Regions from separate parts of the Homo sapiens genome. Here region 2 is linked to region 1. Evidence: chromatin contacts called from ENCODE Hi-C or POLR2A ChIA-PET data. All regions are on one chromosome and are shown on one strand. The core of a region is the stretch at or near the end of the contact, and the rest is flanking DNA. Distances in the headings are between cores, read along the strand shown.

Evidence for each region. A loop is a pair of places that touch in the nucleus more often than their neighbours do. ChIA-PET counts read pairs that join two places held with the same protein, here RNA polymerase II (POLR2A). Pooled maps may share reads with other maps.
Region 2: a pooled map shows a loop between it and region 1 (8-fold over the local background). The contact joins the promoter of LPCAT1 here to the promoter of SLC9A3-AS1 in region 1. A Hi-C loop is called at or near these places in 1 of 37 single-sample maps with no recorded cell type and 8 of 50 pooled maps. POLR2A ChIA-PET finds 5 or more read pairs at or near these places in 1 of 52 experiments (activated T-cell).

The regions. Positions count from the first base shown.
Region 1 is chr5:469,765-474,722 of GRCh38, reverse strand. SLC9A3-AS1 (SLC9A3 antisense RNA 1) reads right to left here and starts at 1,487. Exons shown (of 7, transcript NR_125375.1): 1 at 1,324-1,487. SLC9A3 (solute carrier family 9 member A3) reads left to right here. Exons shown (of 17, transcript NM_004174.4): 17 at 1,341-4,267. The coding sequence ends at 1,344. It overlaps SLC9A3-OT1 (SLC9A3 3' UTR overlapping transcript 1), which reads left to right and starts at 1,758. Exons shown (of 2, transcript NR_024158.1): 1 at 1,758-2,044; 2 at 2,758-4,213. RefSeq lists silencers at 780-1,599, 1,720-1,789, 2,150-2,279 and enhancers at 1,523-2,163, 2,164-2,806.
Region 2 is chr5:1,521,067-1,527,987 of GRCh38, reverse strand. It overlaps LPCAT1 (lysophosphatidylcholine acyltransferase 1), which reads left to right and starts at 4,028. Exons shown (of 14, transcript NM_024830.5): 1 at 4,028-4,278. The coding sequence starts at 4,144. RefSeq lists a cis regulatory region at 2,636-2,871, silencers at 3,641-4,040, 4,061-4,370, 4,641-4,840 and an enhancer at 6,001-6,505.

The DNA.
Region 1 (4,958 bases), core at 238-2,737:
CTGGACCTGAACCTGGCTCGCTCTCTCTCTCCCCGCCTAACCCCTCTCCGCAGCTCCTCTCCCTCCAGGTCTCCGCCTCGCGCGCGCTGTCTCTCTCCTCCCTGGACCTGAACCTGGCTCTCTCCCTCCCCGCCTAACCCCTCTCCGCAGCTCCTCTCCCTCCAGGTCTCCGCCTCGCGCGCGCTGTCTCTCTCCTCCCTGGACCTGAACCTGGCTCGCTCTCTCTCTCTCCCCGCCTAACCCCTCTCCGCAGCTCCTCTCCTCCAGGTCTCCGCCTCGCGCGCGCTGTCTCTCTCCTCCCTGGACCTGAACCTGGTTCTCTCTCTCCCTCCCCGCCTAACCCCTCTCCGCAGCTCCTCTCCCTCCAGGTCTCCGCCTCGCGCGCGCTGTCTCTCTCCTCCCTGGACCTGAACCTGGCTCGCTCTCTCTCTCTCCCCGCCTAACCCCTCTCCGCAGCTCCTCTCCTCCAGGTCTCCGCCTCGCGCGCGCTGTCTCTCTCCTCCCTGGACCGGAACCTGGTTCTCTCTCTCCCTCCCCGCCTAACCCCTCTCCGCAGCTCCTCTCCCTCCAGGTCTCCGCCTCGCGCGCTCGCTCTCTCTCCTCCCTGGACCTGAACCTGGCGCGCTCTCTCTCTCCAGCAGCCCCTCTTCCTCCTCTAGCGCCCTGCTGGCCGCACCTCCCTCAGGAGCCCGGACAGAGATACTCTGGCGTCTCTGCTGCTCCCACGGAGCTGAGGGCACTAGGGCCGCCTGAGATTTCCTTTAGGTGGCTCCGAAAGCTAGTCCGCGAGTCCAAATCCTGCGCTCCCAGGGAGCTGAGAGCAGGGCTGGGGGAAGCCAGACAGACGCCCCGGGTCCCCGACCCTCTCACAGGGATACAGGGAGGGCCGGCCCCGCAGACCCGGACTCTGCCTCCAGCTCAGAGCAGGGAGAGGGGCGGGCCGTGGGGTCTGGGCTTTCTGAGCTCCCTCTGGGGGCCTGGGAGGCACCCGGGGGACGCCAGGGCGGTTTGAGATGGAGGAAGCAGGTCCCCTTGGGGACCTTGACCTCCCGCGCTGCAGGGCCTGGGGCGGGACCTTCCTGCGCCGAGGAGGCCGCTGTCCCGGGACCCCCGGCGGGGGGACGTGGCGGGGCCGGGCTGGGGCTTCGCTGTTGCTGCTTCCGCCTCTGCCCCGCGAACCCGGGTCCTGGGAGGAGGCCCCAGCGGACGCCGAGCCTGGGGTGCGCCGCGGGAGGGGAGGCGAGAGCCGCCGGGCTCGGGGACAGCTGAGGCCCCCGGGGACGCCCCTCCCGCCCCAGCGCCCGGGCTCCGCGCGCCGCTCACGCCTTCCTCTCCCGCAGGTGACACCGGCTCCGACACGCCGCTAACCGGCCGCTCGTCCCCGCGCCACGGTCCGCCCACCGCCGCCGCCGCTGTCCCAGAGAAACCCCAGATCCCCGCGCGGCTACAGCGACCGCGAGCCCCGAGCCCCGCCTCGCCCACGCCAGCGCCTGCGCAGAACTCCGAGAGTGCCGCGCCTGCGCCCGCAGAGCCGCCCGAGGGCGAGCCGGGGGCGGGGCCTGCGCCGGGGGCGGGGCCGGAGCGCCGAGGGCTGCCGAGTGCGCACGCGCGTTCGGCGGCGGCGCGCCGCGTGCACAGCCGGCGCTCGTTCCAGCGGCCTCGCGCGCGCCGCCGCCCCGCGCTGCTGAAGCTGGCGTCGCTGCCGCCCTCGTGCCACGCACCGCCGCACGCGCTGGAGCAGGAGGAGACGCCGCTGTGACGCCGCCGGCGGGAAGGGTCCGCGCGCCATGGCTGGCCGCTCGCGCCCTTTCCCACCGCTGCCGGGAAACCGAGGCTCGCCCCAAACGGATTTGCGTGAAACCAGCCCAAGGTTCCGGGCCCCCCCAACCGAGCCCCGCGCCCGGGGACTGACTCGGGGACCGACTCAGGGACCTCCCGAGCGCCAGGACTCAGGGCCCGACCTGCAGCGGCTGCAGGCCCAGCGCCCGCAAGCGGCCTGGGCCGAGCGCCGTTTCCAGGCCCTCGCCAGGTCTTTGAACTGCAGGTAAAGTGGCAGGAACGTCTTCCGTCTGCTCAGCGTTTGGGGATTTAGACTCCTAAAGCCAGTACCTGCCCCGTTTCCCCCCCAGGTTCCGTCCTGCCCGCGCCCGGTCTCAGGGTGGCGGCCCCGGACACGGCCCGTCCCCACAGACGAGGTCTCCGGCCTGAGCTGTCGCACCTGGCGCGGAGGTCGCCCGGGGTGCCCTGGCTGGGTGAGAGGTGGCCTGGCGGGCGGAGCTTGCCAAGAATCACGGCCAGTCCTTAAGTGGATGGTGGGGCCCAGCAGCTGCTCTGTCCCCCTTAACAAACCAGGGGGCATGGAGGGGCCCAGGGCACCGCCCCCCTACCAGGCTCAGGCCCTCCAAGGAGAACCTGCTGAGACCCCTGAGCCTGTCCTAGACCCCGGACCCCTGACCCTTCCCACCCCTTCCAGCGTCCCAGGGCGAGGCCTTGGACAGAGCTCCTGGTCCTCTGCAGGGAGACCATCCAGCCCAAGCTCTGGGAGGCACAGTCCATTGAGTGGGCGGAGGCCGCGGGTGCTGAGCCGGGGAGGGTGCTCGGAGTCCATCCATCCCTCAGACGGCAAGTCCCACAGGGTCCAACCCACCTGAAACCTGCCTGCACGGTGGAAGTGGTGGAGGTGGACACTCCTAGGGGCTTTTCTAAAGCTAGACTCGCAGCTCCTTGCTCAGGAAAATTAAACTATTCACGTTTCAGATCAAGTGTTGACAGTCACCAGTCAGGAGGAGTTCTTAAAGAGTTTTATGTTGACTGAATATTGCACATTGAGTCCCCATTGAGTCCCTGGTGGGAAAAGTCCACAATTTCCCATTGATAGCTTTTTACTGTTGTGAAAAAGGGAAGCGTCAGCCACACAAAAGCCTGCATGACCGCTGCTTCGGAGAAGCTCTCGACCCTAACTGCAGTCACTGTTACTTGGATCAGATCAAGCGCAGTGACTTTTTGGGATTCAGTGGTTATTCTCCACACTTCGTAGCCATTTCAACCAACTCTGAGCACAAAATGCAGCCATCCTCTATGCAGCAAGCCCTGCCCAGTCAGTGACCCTACTGGACAGATCCAAGGCCAGCCCTGGTTCCCTGCTGCAGCCACCGTCCTGACGTTCATCGGAGCAGGCCGGGGCCTGGCCTTCCCGGCACAAGTGGCTGTTCTGACAGGCCCCCAGTTTGTCCCATCTGAACTGCTGGGAGGTTTCCGGGTGGCCAGAGGAGCAAAGCTGCCTTCCAAGTGCCTGTCTGTGCCTGGGAGAACAGAGCAGGAGCGTCGTGCGGTCCACCGCGCAATGCATGGCGATTCCAGGCGCTGAACAACTCCCCTGGACCCTTGGGCCTGCATCTGACTCCCAGCTGCAGAGTCAGAAGCTGAGTCCAGGCAACTGCTTGGCCACTCCCGATCGCTCCTCCCTGGACACCCGGTTACCAAAGTCAGCAAAGAAGATGCGGTAATCGCCGCCTGATCTCCACATGGTGAACACAACACTCCCACCAACACCTCCTTGACTGGTCGGTCTTCAGCACCGGGGGTGGGCAGGCAGGTGTTCTGTGTTGACGAGAATTGCACAGGCTAAACACAAACACGGAACCAGAGTGAGAACACCTCACTCACGGCAGCCCAGGCTGCTCCCTACCAGGTGACGGAGCGCGCCGGGGCTGTGGGTGCCAGGGGCTGAGTGCTAGGGACTCGTCATGAGTGGGGATCCCCACGTTCCTGTCACTGCTGTCAAACAGAAGGTAAACAGTCTTATGAATGTATTTCCTTAGGAAAACTTGTAAAAACTTTTATTAGGATATCTATTTAATACTGAACTTTGGCCTACTTTGTGATAGACTATAAACAAATTGAGGAAATCACTATTTCTCACTTCTGTATTTTCTCAAAAATAATTTTGTTACAGAGTTCAATATACTGTGTACCATTGATCTTCTATTGTGAAAGCAAAGAATTTCATCAAAATATTTTAAATTATGAGTGAAAATTGTGTATGTTAATTTTGCAGCTATAATATTAATCAAATTTCGTGTAATTCTAATCACAAAATGACGTGCCTTAAGTGCCCCTCCAGCTGTGGGTTGGCAGTGTCCAGACAGGGAGGGCCCATCACCGAAATCCTGAACGATTACTAGACCAATTCTATTAAAAACATTTCAAGGCATTTTGGGTGCAAACTTTGTTTATAAAAGAGAAATATCCACCTATGAGAATTTAAGGAGACGTCTCCTGTAGGCAGACATCGCTCTGCCCAAAAATTAGCACTGACACATGCGTGTGTGTGCGCGTTGTGTGCGTGTGTGCGTGCACGTGCTGTTGCTGCCCTTCCTAGCTGGTGTGAGGAAGCCACTGGACACAGCTGTGGCGCGACCCCTGGATCTGAGCACAGCCCCTCCGGTGCAGACAGATGGGGTCAGAGCCCCCTGCGGAGGCCTGTCATTGCAGGCACCCGTGAGGAGGATGTGACCAGTGACCGTGGGTCCCAGCGGTGACCCTCACACAGAATCAGAGCAAAACACCAGTGAGGGCTGCACACTCACCACCATTCGCCCTGGGCACTCATTCCAGAAGTAACAAGAATTCCCTCTCAGTGGGAAAATAAATGCATTTTTCATTCTTATAAGGGACACTCTAATGACTGTGAACACTACGAATTCTAATTCATATGCATTTACTGAGCACTTACTGTATGCCAGGTGCACTCAAGACCTGCTGCTAAGTGGGAAGCTGGGTTCAGAGGCACATGGAACAGCTCGCCCGCTGGATGCCCTGGGAAGAGCTACCTCTTCTGAGCCCCTGATGCTTGTTAAGAGCTGCTTCTACTTCTCAGTTACTTCTCAAGTTTTGATTCTTTCAAGAAGTCCCATTTGTGAATTTTTCACATCTTGTGAGGATGAAATAAAAGCAAA
Region 2 (6,921 bases), core at 2,779-5,278, 1.1 Mb before region 1:
TGAACAGTAAGAATGAAGTAACATTCTTACTGAAGTACCCTGTACAATTAATGTGATTCAAAAGGAAGCTTCCAGCGGGAATTTTTAGCAATGGGGACAACTGCTTCCAAAATTTGGATGGAAAAATAAAATTCCCTGAATTCCTACTACAATTCTTGGGAAGAAGCGCCAACAGGAAGGAACCCCCTCTACAGTTACTAAGGCAGACGGTTGAAAGGTGTGAGACAGGAGTAAAGGAGTACGCGGACCGGCGGGTGAGACGGGAGTAAAGGAGTACACGGACCAATGGGTGAGATGGGGCAGCCAGAAGGAGCTTCAGGAACCCTTCTTTCTGTTCATGCTGGAAGTGGACCCACAAGTGGGAGTCTGTGATTGATACGTGGTGTTGAGAATATCAGGTCTCCATGCAGAGAAAAAAATCTTCAAATAGAATAAAATGCAACCATGAAAGGCAGAACTGAAAAAAGATGTTAGTAGAAAATGAAGGAGAATATCTTTTTCTATCCTATAGATAACTCTAAAATTCAAAAATTAAACAAACAAAACAAAAATACTCAGCCTTACCAGAACAAGCAGGTACCTTGTGTTCTCAATGCACTTGGAGTATAGGAAACACTTCTCTGTGAGCTTACACTCTTAAAACAGAGACAAAACCAGAGCAAGAAGCCTCAGGGGTGTGGTTACCAGCCCCAGGGAGCTGTGGGGGGCTTCCAGGAGGTTCCTGAGAACCACAGTGGGGGCTCCCTTTGTAGCTAAAGGGCCCTTAGGGTGGTTTTCCCAAAACTAAGTCCTAATGAGAAACTCATGTTTCCCCTGCTAGACAGAGAAAACTGCTTATACCTCCCCACCCAAGACCAACTTCTCTTAGTCAAGCTTCCAGACCCTCCAGGTCTTAAGAACGTTCCATTACATAGCAGAACCAAAGCCTAAGTGTGAAGGCCCAGTGTGGGTGGAGGAATTTCCTTGCTGCTCCTCCACGCTTGCGCTGATTTCCCCATAAGCAGCCCCTCTCCCCCACCCCTCGCAGTCCCCAGGAGAAAACTGACTCCCACACACAAGAGTGCCCCAGCTCCCCACCCCCTGGGCACGTGCCCTGTGGACCATCCAACCCCTTCCAGCTGCAGCAGAGAAGGAGTCCCCGCTCCGGGCCCCAGGCCTTTCCTTCCTCTGAGCGCAGAATCCTTCCAGACTGAGATGGGCCCATGACACCCCCTCTCACAGGGGTTTTCAACGTCTCCTGTGAGGCTGGCCTGTTGCCTTCCACCCAGGAACATGTCCTGGGCCCCTTCCTTGAGCTGCTGCCCTGGATCCCAGCCTCCCGCCAAGCATCCATTTTCCTCCTCCTGCCCATCACGCTTCCTCCTTTCTCAGGTAGCTGGGAAAGAACCTCTGTAACTCCTGCCCACTCCACAGCACCCTGCAGGGTGGTGGTCTCCACCCTTGCTACTACCACTGGCTGGCCTTCCCAGTTCTCTCCTGGCCAGTCCTCCTGGATGGGGCAGTTCCGTGGACTCAGCCCCTCTGGGGACCTCCGCTCCTTGGCCGCTCTCTGGGGCCTTCTTGGGTTCTGCTTGGTGAGGACGAGTGTGCCCCAGTCCTGCCCCCTGCTCTGCACAGCCCTTGGCCCTGTCACACCCACCCTCCCAGCTGTGCCCCCTTGTGTACTGACCCCGGAGCTGGGCCTCTGCGCCTCCTCCACATGGTGCCTGTGACCCAAGGATCCACTGAGCTTCTACACCAAGGCCACGCTGCCCACAGTGGCTCCACCTAAGACCCCTCTGGGAGAGGGACTCCTCTTTCCACCGACCTTGGCTCAAGGACAACCTGCTGACCCTGCTTAGATTGCCGGGCAGTATGAGGTTCTTCCCCCAGCCTCCCCACCTCCTTCCCTGGGTTCCAACTCACTTTGCACTCTGCAGGTTAAAGCAGAAGGAATTTATTCTCTCCCAGTCTGGAGGCCAGAAGCCTGCGATCATGGCACCCTAGGCCTAGGCTCCCTCTGAGAGCACTAGAGAGGACCTGCTCCAGGCCTCTCCAGCTCCTGGGAACTGCTTGCCTGTAGCAGCAGAACCCTGGCCTTCCCATGGAGCTCTCTCTGTGTCTGTCTCTGAGACCGAATCTCCCTCTCTATAGGGACACAAGCCATTTCAGACTAGGGCCCACCCTAATGACTTCCTCTTAACCTGATCATCTGCAAAGACCCTGTTTCCAAATAAGGTCGCGGCCACAGGTGCTGTGGGTTAGGACTTTTGCATCTTCTGGGGACACAGCCATGACTCTCTGGCAGCTCTCCCCATTGAATCTGGCTCTGCACCATCTCCAGCAGGTTTCCCCTCCGCCACACACCGCTTCCTGGCCTGTGCTTCTGGGAGGACCCCACTTTCATGGCTCTCCAAGTCCAGTCCTGAGGCTGCTCTCATCCCAGGACTGGGACACCCTAGGGCCCCTCCTCTCCAGAGCACTCAGGCAGCAGGTGGGGCCGCCTGGATCGCTGGGGTGCAGGTGCTGCCCTGTGGCTGGCAGGCTTTGTGTCCTGGGCTTTCTTGATGATCAGTTCGGTGAGGAGCCTTGGGTGGCCTCGGGTGCTGGGCTCTGGTTTTGGGGATCAGAGCAAGTGGCCACTAAAAGCCCAGGAGGTGGGTGCAACGCTGGTGGCTGGGCCACAGAGCCACCAATGCCCACCAGCACACAGGGCTCACCCCATCCCCGTGGGTGTGGCACTTGGGACAGGTGCTGCTGCTAGGCATGGGCTGGGACTCTTATGGGGCAGGAATATGGGCTGGGACTCTTATGGGGCAGGAATAAGGCCATGCAGCGGGTCTGGCCTGCCGGGGCCTTCTCTGTGCATGATATGTGGATGGCACAGACCCCTGGCCCTCACCCCGGTCTCAGACACAGAAGGGTCTCTGCCAGCCCGCTGCACTATGAGGTCCACAAGGGCGCAGGCAGGGTCATTGGAGGGGTCGGGGCACTCCCTGGCGTCTGCTGAGGATGGGGCCCAGCTGGGGCCAACACAGCAGTGACATCCCCAGGAGCCAGGACCCTGGGGGGTTGGCCAGGTGGCCCAAACCGGCTCTGTCTGGGTGAGGTCCGTTGGCCATGAAGGAACCAACAGGGCCAGCCGGGGTGAGGAAGCCGTGAGCACTGTGACCGAAGGCCTGCGTGAGTTCTGAAATCCAAGCGTGTTCACCCGGAGGCAGGAGCCCATCCTACTCTCGCTCCGGCTAATTATGGGCCCCACCCTGGGGCTCCTCACACGGCTCCTGAGCACCACAAGGGCAATGCCCGAGCCAAAGCAGCTACGGGTGAGAAAGCGCTGGGATCTCATCGCAGCCCCTGCACAACCAGCACGGACAGTCAGGGCCCCTATGTGCGCCTCCTGCCTGGGCCATCCCTGCGGGGCCTGAGGCCTGAGAGGTCCTGAGATCGGAGGGGTCCTGAGGTCTGAGGGGGTCCTGAGGCTTGAGGGGTCCTGAGATCTGAGGGGATCCCGAGGTCTGGGGGGTCCTAAGGTCGAGTGGACCTCAGGCGGGAGTCGCCTGGGCTGAGGCGCGGCTGGAAGAAGCTCCCTCAGCCCGGGGCAGCTTCCAGGGTCGCCGGTGCGAGCTAGGAGCCCAACGAATAAGAAGAATGGCGTGGGGCCTTCGCCGGAACAGCCCGGGGCTCGGCACCCAGGGCCTGGCCCGCCTTGCGCGTAAGCTGGACGCGTGCCCGCCCCTTCCTCCCTCCCCGCGAGCAGGCGGGCCGAGCGGCGGAAGGGGACGACGTGGCAGCCTCGCGGGCCCGGGGGACCTCCCTTTCTCCTGGCGCAGACCCTGCCGGGGATCCCTGTGCTCCAGTGGCTGCAGGAGGCGCCCCCGGTCCCCAGCGGCCCCGGCCCCCCACAGACCCCAGAGAAACCACCAGGTAGCGGAACTCCGGCTGGTGCCGCCCCTGCCGGCCGGCGGGAGGCGAGGCTTCCAGGGACGCCCCGCCCCGGCCGGCGCTCCCGCTCCGCCCACGTCACCTCCCGCGCCTGCGCGCCCGGCCCGCTCCAGCCGCCGCGCATCCTCGGCCCGCGCCCCGAGACCCGCGCCCAGCTAGCCCCGGCCCCGCTCGGCGCCCCAGGCAGCTCGGCTGCGCTCGCCGCGGGACGGCGCGGCCATGAGGCTGCGGGGATGCGGACCCCGGGCCGCCCCTGCCTCCAGCGCAGGGGCCAGCGACGCTCGGCTGCTGGCGCCCCCGGGGCGGAACCCCTTCGTGCACGAGCTGCGCCTCAGCGCCCTGCAGAAGGCCCAGGTGGGTGCCCAGGGCGCGCGGCCCCGGGAGCCGGCGCGGACGCCAGGGATGCTGGGGCCAGGGAGGCGCGGCCGAGGAGGGGCCGGGGAGGGGGCCTGGGGCGCGGCGCGGCCCTGCGAGCCGCGGCGCCTTCCCTCCCCGCGGCCGCCCCTCAGTTCGCGTCCCCGCCGCCCGCACCCGATGCCTCGGTCTCGGCGCCGGCTTCCCGCCGCCCGCACGCGCATCCTGGTCCCTCAGCGCCTTCCTCGGGGTCCCCGCTTCCCATCCCCGCCCCGCGTTCTGCTCCTCCCCCCAGACCCCTGCACCCTGAACCGGGCCCACAACCCTTTCTCTGCCTCCCAGAGCCCCGACCTCGGCTCCCGCGGGAGGCTGGACCCGCATCGCCGGTCCCCGCGCTCGTCCCTGGTCCGGGCCCCGCCCGCCTTGGCAGGCCCTGCGCGCAGCCCGGGGACTCCGGAGCGGCTTTGCCTGGACGCGGCCCGCGGGCGGGAGGGCACCGCGGCTCTGGGTGAGCCTCGTGTGCGGGGCCTGGTGGTGCCCGGGACAGGGCGCGCGGGCGGTGCGGGTCCCCTGTAGGGTCCCCTGTAGGCGCACGGGTCTCCCTGCTCTGCGGCCGCACGTTGCCTTCTGGGGTGCATGCTTCGCTCCTGTTGTAAGGGATGCTTTCTCGGGGCTGGTCTGACCCGAATCAACTTTATGCAACCTGGGCTGCCACGTGGGAGGGAACGGTTTGCTGAGATCCTGCGATGGGACAGTGGTGAGGGGAGACCCGGGGGCGTCGTGGGGAGGGGGCCGCTCGCTGCAGGAAGCTGCACCGGGGATGTGCTGGCTCAGCCTGGCTTTTCCGGCTACCTGGCTGCCAGCTGGGCTTACAGTTACCTGAGATCCACTCTCAAGAGGACCTTACTTTTGACTCTAGAATAATTCCTAGAAGCAAGCACTGTTTCGGGGCCTATGGGGCTGTCCGGTTTGTAGGGAGCACGCTTCCAATTGTGAGAATAGATTTCCGGGAAGATGGAGATTTGTTAATGCATAAAGTACTTTATCTGAAAGAACCCTGAAGTGAAAAGTTCTTGAGGCCAGTTTGAGCTTGTCATTTTCCCAGGACGCCTGCTTTTGCTCAAAGCCCCTTGATGCGGCTGGTCCTCAGGGTATGGAAGGGGACGGGGAGCAGGAGAGCCCGATGGTGCCGCCCCTCCTGGTGACACACAGGGTGAGGTCGTCCCCAGCCTGGCTCCCAGGCCCTGGCCCCCGTCTCCCTGTGTGTCGGGAGCTGGACTCTGGGGCTGGGGCGGTGCCGGCCCCTCTGCCGCCGCTCTGCCTGGCCCTCTGTCTGCCACACGCTGTCAGCTGCCGTGTGCTGTGCCCCTCAAAGGAGGACTTGGGACACGGTCGCTCATTCTGTGCCCCTCAACCATTCCTCCTCTTCAATCCTCACCCCCACCCAGCCACCAGGCTCTCTCCCTGGTCACTCTCCCTGAGTCACTCCCAGCAGGCTTTCTTCCTCCTGCACTCTGCTGCTCGGAAGCCCTCAGCGGGGACGCCCCCGGATGAAATTCGAACCCCTGCTGTGGTTTCCAGGGCTTCCCCAGCCCTGCTCCTGCCCCAGCTATGGCTGCCTCAGGCATGCTCTCTCTTCCTGCCTTTCCTACTCCCTCCTGGCTCCCTGGGGGGAAACATCAAGCCCCTCCCTGGAGGTCCCCGGAGGCCACTTCGTCATCCCTGTCATAGTTGCAGCCCCCGGTTGAGGTGTGTTCTGTCCAAAAGTGTGCACCCACTGCCCTGGCGAGAAGCAGGGCAGAGACTCTCATGGGTAGGTACAGATGTCAGGGCACTGCCAGAGTGCCCAGAGGGGCCTGCTTTCCTCCCCGAGACCTCAGGGTGCAAGCTGCTCCCAGTGGCTCTTGGGCAGGGGGTCATCGAGAGGCTCCTGGTCCCGAGATTGAAGGCTTTGGGCAGCTGTTCTCCCTTGGGCCGAAGCCAGGCAGAGATCCTGGCTTGAGGTGTTGGGGCCTCTCAGAGAGGGGGCTTGCTTTGTTGCCACTTCAGAGGTTCCATCTGAGGAATTAGGTGTGTTTGTACATCCAGTCGTTTCTGCTGGATGTCTGCAATGTGTGGCTCAAGGGTTTAGTTTGTAAACGTTCTCAAAGTTCTCTGCAGAAACATTTTGCTTTTCACCAAGCATTGCTTTGCAAAGCTTTTACTTTGATGTGATATATTCTTGTAAAGTTTCCACAGAGTGAAATAGCCTGTCTTTCAAGCCAAGAAAGCCTTCTTCCCCAAAGAAAGAAATGGGTCCAGTAGTGGCTGACACACTCAAGAACCCGCAGAAACCCAGCTAAGTTCCCAGTTGAGATAAACCAGTGAGTACCTGCATTTACCTGTGAGCATTTGCCGCCTGGGAGGGGCTGCTGTGTGTCTTCGGATTAGCGCCATGCGGGGACACCTCCTCCTCCAGCCAGCCCATCTGTCATTTAACTACAGATTTAGTGAGGAGCTTAAGTATCTCTTTGGACAGAAAACAGCACATTAAGATCTGAAAAGAGGTATCAAAGCCATCAGGGTCTGTAATACGTGCAATGTTTTAATCCTCTGGCTAAAGCAAGGATATAGATTTAGTAGAGAGCGGTAAATGGTATGGTA